Linked DNA regions of Homo sapiens: region 2 is linked to region 1. The links are chromatin contacts, found by Hi-C or POLR2A ChIA-PET in ENCODE. All regions are on one chromosome and are shown on one strand. Each heading gives the region's core, a stretch centred on a gene start or an enhancer-like site at or near the end of the contact. The rest is flanking DNA. Distances are from core to core; before and after follow the strand shown.

Region 1 (3,723 bases), core at 350-2,849:
GTCTCATAAAACTCCAGATTCCTGGCTTCTTAAACATCTGGCAATACTGTCCCAATTCCTTCCAGGCCATGAGCAGCTGGGACTGAGAGGCAACCACGCCCTCGGACCCATCCCCCACTTCACTCCCTTATCTTATGTCTGACTCTATAGGCATTCAGTTAATGATTCCTGACCTCCCCCAGCCCACCACCCTTGTACAGATAAGGAAATTGAAACCCAGGGAGATACGCATCTCGTTCAATGGCACCACTGCATTGTGACTGAGCCAGGAGTCTTTACCCCAAACCAAGCCAGACTCAAAGCCGCTGCTTCTTCCTTTATGTGGTCCCAGTTAAACTCCTGGCCTTGGCTCTCTGGGTAAAGAGAAAACATAATCCTAACCATCTTCATGACTGATTGGCAATATTTTCACTGTGACTTTTCCTCCAGAGACATGTAAAGATATCACCGTGAGTTTGTAAGATAATCTTTCCTTTAGAGTTCTGCTGTTCCTTGTCATTTTGCCCGTGAGGATGGCCTGTTGGCCGCACGGGGACGACAGTCAAGAGAGAACCGTGACCTTGTTTGCATTGCGTTGCTGATACACACGAGTCTTTGAAACAGGCCATCCATGAGCCTCACAACCTCCTGGCATAGCAGGTATTAATTACTGTTCACCACTTATTGGAGGAGGAAACGGACGTTCCAAGATATTAAATGGCTTGTTCAAGGTCACACAGCTCATGAACGACTGGTTCCAAAGCTCCCTGCCCTCTCCACCGCGCCTGGCCGCTCAGAGCCCATGATGAAGTGATTTGGGTAGAGCGAGGTCAGGCCACATCTGTTAACCAAGTAGCCAGTCCTGGGCTTAAAAATTATTTGTTTCCAACTCTTTTTCTCTTTTCCGTCCCCGTATTGACAGGAACAGCTGTCTTCTTTTTAAAAGGGCTACTTCCATCTCTTTCATTTTATTGTTTCCACGTCTTTGATTGTTTTGGAACAAGTCCGATGGTGGAGACGGAACAGGGAGATCACGAAGACAGCCTCTCCTTTAAAAAATGACCATGATCTCACGCCTCCTCCCAACCCAGTGGAAACTGGAGCACCGCTCAAGGAGACGCTGCTGTCACAGGATCCTGCTTACGGGCACGAAAGCTGGGAAATTTCAGAGCCAATCTGGGCCAGGGGAGGCTGGAGCTCGTGAGCTGGGCTGGAAATGATTCTTCCAGACTGCAGAGAAGACAGTGGCCTGCCCGCCGGCCGGCCTGCCTGCCCTCCCCGAGGCCAACAGGAAATCCCAGAATTTATAGATGACCCCGTTACAAGGCAAGTGTTTTGGAACAAATTGTTCTTCTTTTAAAGCCTTGTTTTCCACTAGTTTTTCTTTCTGGAGTCCAACCGCAACCCCCACGCCCCCCACCCCGCCCCACCCACCCACCCTTTCCACCTTCCCGGTGTCCTTGTTAAACCGGGGCCATGGCGCCACCTGCTGCCTGTCGTGGGCAGCGGGACTCTGCCGGGATCCGGTCTTGGGTCCTCCCCCCACCTCCCTTGTCCCAAAATGGGTGGGAGAGTGACTTTCTGGCTCCTGTCCCGAGGAGGGTTTGTATAAAGATCACGTATCAAGCCTCAAGAGAACTGCTTCCGTAGTTACGTGACCTAAAGACTCATGGCAAACTCTTCCCCCGTCACTTGTCCTCCAGGAGAGCCAGAGCTGGCTGGCAGAAAAGGCAAGTCAGATGGCATCACCATCCAAGGCCAGGTCTCCACTCCCTGAAAACCAAGTATGCCAGCTTTGAACAACCATGTCAACCCAATGAGCCTTGATTTCTTCAGTACCCTCTGTAGCCAATTTGCTAGGTGGTATGGAAAATGGATATGCGTGTGCCTGGCCCATGGAAGGGGCTTAATCAACGTCTGCATCCTTTCTCTCCTATTTGGAATATTCCTTATTGGGAAGGAATAGCTTGGAGGGTCTTAGAGGTGAAGGCCAGACCTCAGAAAACTGGTATATTTATCTCCTTATAAGAATGTAAGCTTCAGCACTTTGGGAGGCCAAGGCGGGCAGATCATCTGAGGTCAGGAGTTTGAGACCAGCCTGGCCAACATGGAAAAACTCCATCTCTACTAAAAATACAAAAATTAGCCAGGCATGGTGGTGCACACCTGTAATCCCAGCTACTCGGGAGGCTGAGGCAGGAGAATCGCTTGAACCAGGAGGTGGAGATGGTAGTGAGCCGTGTACCACTGCACTCTAGCCTGGTCAACAGAGCAAGATTCTCTGTCTCAAAAAAAAGAGTAAGCTTCAAGAGGGTAGGCCACCCCAGTGCAGATAACAAGCCTCAGCAAAGCAGTAAAGGAGCACAGGCTTGAAGTCCTTACACCCCAGCACCCGCTCAGGAGCTAAGTGACCTTGGGCAAGCTCAGTGTCCTTACTTGTGTCTGGGGATAGTAATAGTAATCATACCTCAAAGGGTGGCTGTCGCGCATTGAAATGAGAGAGGGCACGTAAATAATTTAGCAATGGGACTTGTAGGTAGAAAGTGTAGGATTGTAGAGACAACTCTAGCTATAATCATTATTATGAGATGACCACAGTGTCTGACATATAAGCATTTAATGAATATCTGAAAAACAAATGAATGAAAACCTCATAGAAAATAGGTCAGAAGACTTTGCTTAGTTCCATTTCAGCCACCAACTTGCTATGAGACATGAAATACCCCTGTGCCTGCTCTTCCCCATCCAGAAACCTTTCTTTATTGAGGATAAGACTCTCTGATCGGCACCTCAGTTTTCCCACCTGTCAAATGGGCACGACATTCATCTTACCTGTTGCTCAGAGATATGGAGGGGATCTGTTGAGGCATGTATGTGAAGCTGCTTTGAAAAGTTTAAAGAGTAGGCTGGGCATGGTGGGCTCATGCCTGTAATCCGGAACTTGGGAGGACAAAGTGGGAGGATCGCTTGAGTCCAGGAGTTTTAGACCAGCCTGGGCAACATAGTGAGATCTCTCTCTACATAGAAAAATACTTTTTTAAAAATAAAATTTAAAAATAAAGAGTAAAGGAAGGAAGGGAGTCTTTATTTTCTTTTAGGGTGGTTCCATGTGTCTGGTGGCTTTGCCCTTCCCTGAACGGGTGCCTGGGGCTCTCTGGAACAAATGGTGTCCCTCCTGACACCAAGTGGTAGTCATATCTGAGCCCCAACTCACTGGCAGCAACATCTGGTGAGTCTGACAATACAAACCCTAGGCAAATTAACTCCTTCACTACTGGCACAAGTTGAGCACACTCCAAGAGTGGGTTTCCTCTCTAGAAAAGCTCTTTTTCCAACCCAAAGGGCATAGGAAAGTGCATGGTGGGTCTCAGGCATGGTGACTAATTGGGGTGACTCACAGCTAGAGGGAGGTGGATCAGGAAGCAAGACTCAGGCCAACTTAGGCACTGTAGAGAGGTGTTTCAATCCAGTTCAGTGGGCCCTGGGGAGCCATAGAGGAGTCATAAGCAGGGGAGAAAGATATCCAGAAAGAGACTTCAGGCAACACCATGAGGGGTAACTGACAGCTAGGACTACAAAGCTCATCCTGTGCCATGCGGCCTAGAGTTAGGGTGACCAACTCTCCTGGTTTGTCTGAGACAAAGGGAGCATCTGGGACATAGGATCTTCAGTTTTAAAACAATGAAGTCCCAGGGTGACTTGGTCACCCTGTTCCAGTGTGAATAGCATCTCCTGGAGTTGTGC
Region 2 (3,723 bases), core at 911-3,410, 100 kb before region 1:
AAGACCAGCCTGGGCAACACAGTGAGATCCCATCTCTACAAAAATTAAAATAAAATAAGAAGTAGAGCTAGAGAGTAGTTAGAGCAGTTTATCTGCAGAACACTTCAGTGGGCACTGCAGAGTGGTAAATCCTGAAATACTTTCTTTATTTTTTTTGAGACAGAGTCTCAGTCTGTCATCTAGGCTGGAGTGGAGTGGCGTGATCTTGGCTCACTGCAACCTCTGCCTCCTGGGTTCAAGCGATTCTCATGTCTCAGCCTCCTGAGTAGCTGGGATTATTGGCATGCGCCACCACTCGGCTAATTTTTGTATTTTTAGTAGAGACAGGGTTTCACCATGTTGGCCAGGCTAGTCTTGAACTCCTGACCTCAGGTGATTCGCCCGCACAGGACTTCCAAAGTGCTGGGATTACAGGTGTGAGCCACCGCGCCCAGCCTAATCCTGAAATACTTTCCACTCTCAGCAAGACCTGGCTGTGCCTTACTAGTGACTGATCCTTTTTCCCTGTTTCCCCATTTCCTTTATTCTAAGCCAGTGATTCTCAATTACAGGTGACTGTGCAATTACAACATCTGGAGATCCTCCCTCACTGGGGGACAGGTCCTACTGGCACCTCATGGGTAGAGGCGAGGGATGCTACTCAGCATCCTACAGTGCACAGGACAGCCCCCATCACAAAGAATCATCCAGAAAGTCAATAGTGCAGAGATGGAGAAACCCAATGGAGGCCTCCTTTCAATCAGTGTTTTAGGGTAGGTAGGTTCTCTGGAGCAGAAGCTGAGACAGACTTTGAGGTCCAAGGGATCAACATTGTGAAAGGGAGGAAGAGAAGGAGGAGGAGGAGGAGCAGGAGAAGGAGGAGGAGGCGGTAGCAGGACTGGGCATCAGTGAGATGAGGGAGATGAAGTTGAGTTGAAAAATAAAATAAAATAAAAGTGATTTCTTGCTTGTGGCATTTTTAGCTTGTGCAAATCGTCCCCGTAATATTTCTTCTTCCATTTTTAAGAAGTTGAACTGTGATGTGGGCACAAGACCTTGGCCAGCCCCATGGGCATAGATGACCTGTCAGAGTTGTCCCTGCCATGGGCCAAATTGGCCAGGTCTTTATATTCCTGTAGGGGTCAGTCACTGGATACAGGCTGAACTGGGAAGGGTACAGCCTGTGCGAGCTGGCTGCAGACAGCAGAGGCAATTCCTGAGGGGGGCTGACAGCTGTATGCCATCTGTGAGCCACCTTCCCAGCAGCTGAACTCTAAGTCCTTCCTTGAAGGCGGATCCAGGTGGCTTATCACCGTGTTCATCACAATGAATAACCATTGACCTGCTAGTTCATGCATCCACTAATTCAGGAAGTTTTGATGAAAAGAGCAGTCCCAGTTAGAACCTACACATAGATGAGTAGGTCTCCATAAGCCAATGCGATTAGCACAACTGAAGACAAAGGAGAAGCCTGGAAAATAAAATTTATATTTCTAACTTTGTTTTCCCTAAGTCAAATGAGATGCATACAACGTATCTCTTGGTCAGCATTAAGATGAATGGGTGAATTGATGAATGAATGAATGAGAGGTTGCAGTGGCTCATGCCTGTAATCCCAGCACTTTGGGAGGCCGAGACAGGTGGATTGCTTGAACCCAGGGGTTCAAGACCAGCCTGGGCAACATAGCAAGACCCCGTCTCTACAAAAGATTTTAAAATTAGCTGGGTGTGGTGGCGTGCATCTGTGGTCCCAGCTACTCAGGATGCTGAGGTGGGTGGATCACTTGAGCCTGGGAGGTTGAGGCTGCAGTGAGCTATGTTTGCACCACTGCACTCCAGCCTGTGTGACAGAGCAAGACCCTATCTCAAAAAATAAAGAAAGAAAAGAAAAGAAGGGGGCATAGTAATAGTGGCCATTGATTATTTAGTGTGCCAGGAGCTCTGCTAAGTGATCTATATATATGATCTCTCAACCTCACAAAAGCCTTTTAGGGTTTTTCACCCCATTTTATGGATAAGGCTTGACTTAATCACCTATTGCTGCAGAACAAACTACCTAAAAATATAGTGGCTTAAAGCACTCACATGGCTGTTGGCTGGAGGCCTCAGTTCCTCCACAGGGACATTCCCACAGGGCTGTCGAAGGCTCCGCATTCCCTGGCAGCTGGCTTCTCCCAGAATGAGTGATCCAAAAGACTCCAAGGAGGAAGCCACAAGGCACTGGGTGACCCTGCCTTGGAAGTCACACAGTGTCACCTAGCCACATTCCTTTACTTAGAAGTGAGTCATTAAGCCTGGCCCATGCTCAAGAGAAGAGGAGTTAGGCTCCTTCTTTTGAAGAAAGGAGTAGCAAAGAATTTGTGGGTATTTAAAACCACCCCAAGGCTCAAGCTATATAATTGGTATTTGGTGAAACTGGGGTTTATCCATTCATTCATTCCATAAATAGCAGCACTTCTGTCTTTGCAGTCCAATGTGGTAGCCACTTGCCACATAGGCTGTTGAACAGTTGAAACACAGTTGATGTGCCTGAGGAATTGTATTTTTTATTTTATTCAACTTTATTTAATTTAAATTTAAAACTAAAAAACTGATTCATTTAACTGTTGGAAAACTTTGACATCTGTTTGGAATAACTTAGCCTCCTTGTAAATTTTATAAAACCTAATAAGATCAAGTATTTCCAGCCGGGCACGGTGGCTTATGCCTGTAATCCCAGCTACTTGGGAGGCTGAGGCAGAAGAATTGCTTGAACCCAGGAGGCGGAGGTTGTAGTGAGCCGAGATTGCGCTATTGCACTCCAGCCTGGGCAACAGGGCAAGATTCTTGTCTCAGAAAAAAAAAAAAAAAAGATCAAATATTTCCAATGAAAATTTAGACCCAAATTGAGATGTGCTGTAATATAAAATATACACTGGATTTTGAAGACTTAGTATGAGCAAAAAATAATGTAAACTACCACATTCACATTTTTGTATTGATCACACGTGGAAATGAAAATGTTTTTGGATATATTGGATTAAATAAAATATATTACTAAAATTAGTAAATTAGTTTTATCTGTTTCTTTTGACTTTTTTTTTTTATTTTAAAGAGACAGGGTGTCACCCAGGCTGGGGTGTTGAGATCATAGCTCACTGCAACCTTGAACTCGTAGGCTCAAGCGATCCTCCCGCCTCAGCCTCCCAAAGCACTGGGGTTACAGGCATGAGGTACCACATGCCTGTACCTTTCTGTTTCTGTTTCTTTCTGTTTTTTAAGGTGGCTGTTTAAAAAATTGTAAATTATTATGCCTGTAACTACTAGCACTTTGGGAGGCCAAGGCGGGCAGATCTCTTGAGGTCAGGAGTTTGAGACTGGCCTGGCCAACATGGCAAAACCCCATCTCTACCAACAATACAAAAATTAACCAGGCCTGGTAGTGTGTGCCTGCAATCCCGGCTACTCTGGAGGCTGAGGCATAAGAATCACTAGAACACAGGAGGCAGAGGTTGCAGTGAGCCAAGATTGCGCCACTGCACTCCAGCCTGGACAACAGAGTGAGAGTCTTGTCTCAAAAAAAATTTTTTTAATTAAAAATAAATAAACTACCTATGTGGCTTATCTTATATTTAGATGAATGGCACTGTATTCCATACTAAATGCTATGGATCCATAGTTCCTACTTTCATGGGGCTTGCCATCAAAAGAAGACAGCTATTAAGTAATTAATCCAAAGACTCAATTGAAAAATGATGTTACAAG

What was found. Hi-C counts contacts between places; a loop is a spot of excess contacts on that map. ChIA-PET counts read pairs that join two places held with the same protein, here RNA polymerase II (POLR2A). Pooled maps may share reads with other maps.
Region 2: a loop to region 1 is called in a map of PC-9, with 8 times the contacts of the local background. The contact joins two enhancer-like sites. A Hi-C loop is called at or near these places in 4 of 168 maps with a recorded cell type or tissue (B cell, Caco-2, PC-9 and 1 more), 1 of 37 single-sample maps with no recorded cell type and 7 of 50 pooled maps. POLR2A ChIA-PET finds 5 or more read pairs at or near these places in 5 of 52 experiments (HCT116, OCI-LY7, T-cell and 2 more).

Annotation. Positions count from the first base shown.
Region 1 is chr12:116,598,363-116,602,085 of GRCh38, forward strand. No RefSeq gene overlaps it. Among named protein-coding and RNA genes, the nearest start is that of MAP1LC3B2, 41 kb to the left of the region's middle. Within about 2 kb of position 1,600, at least 28 of the 41 ENCODE cell types and tissues checked have a DNase peak (open chromatin) inside an H3K27ac peak, as active enhancers do.
Region 2 is chr12:116,493,256-116,496,978 of GRCh38, forward strand. No RefSeq gene overlaps it. Among named protein-coding and RNA genes, the nearest start is that of LINC02457, 21 kb to the right of the region's middle. RefSeq lists an enhancer at 3,541-3,723. Within about 2 kb of position 2,161, at least 5 of the 41 ENCODE cell types and tissues checked have a DNase peak (open chromatin) inside an H3K27ac peak, as active enhancers do.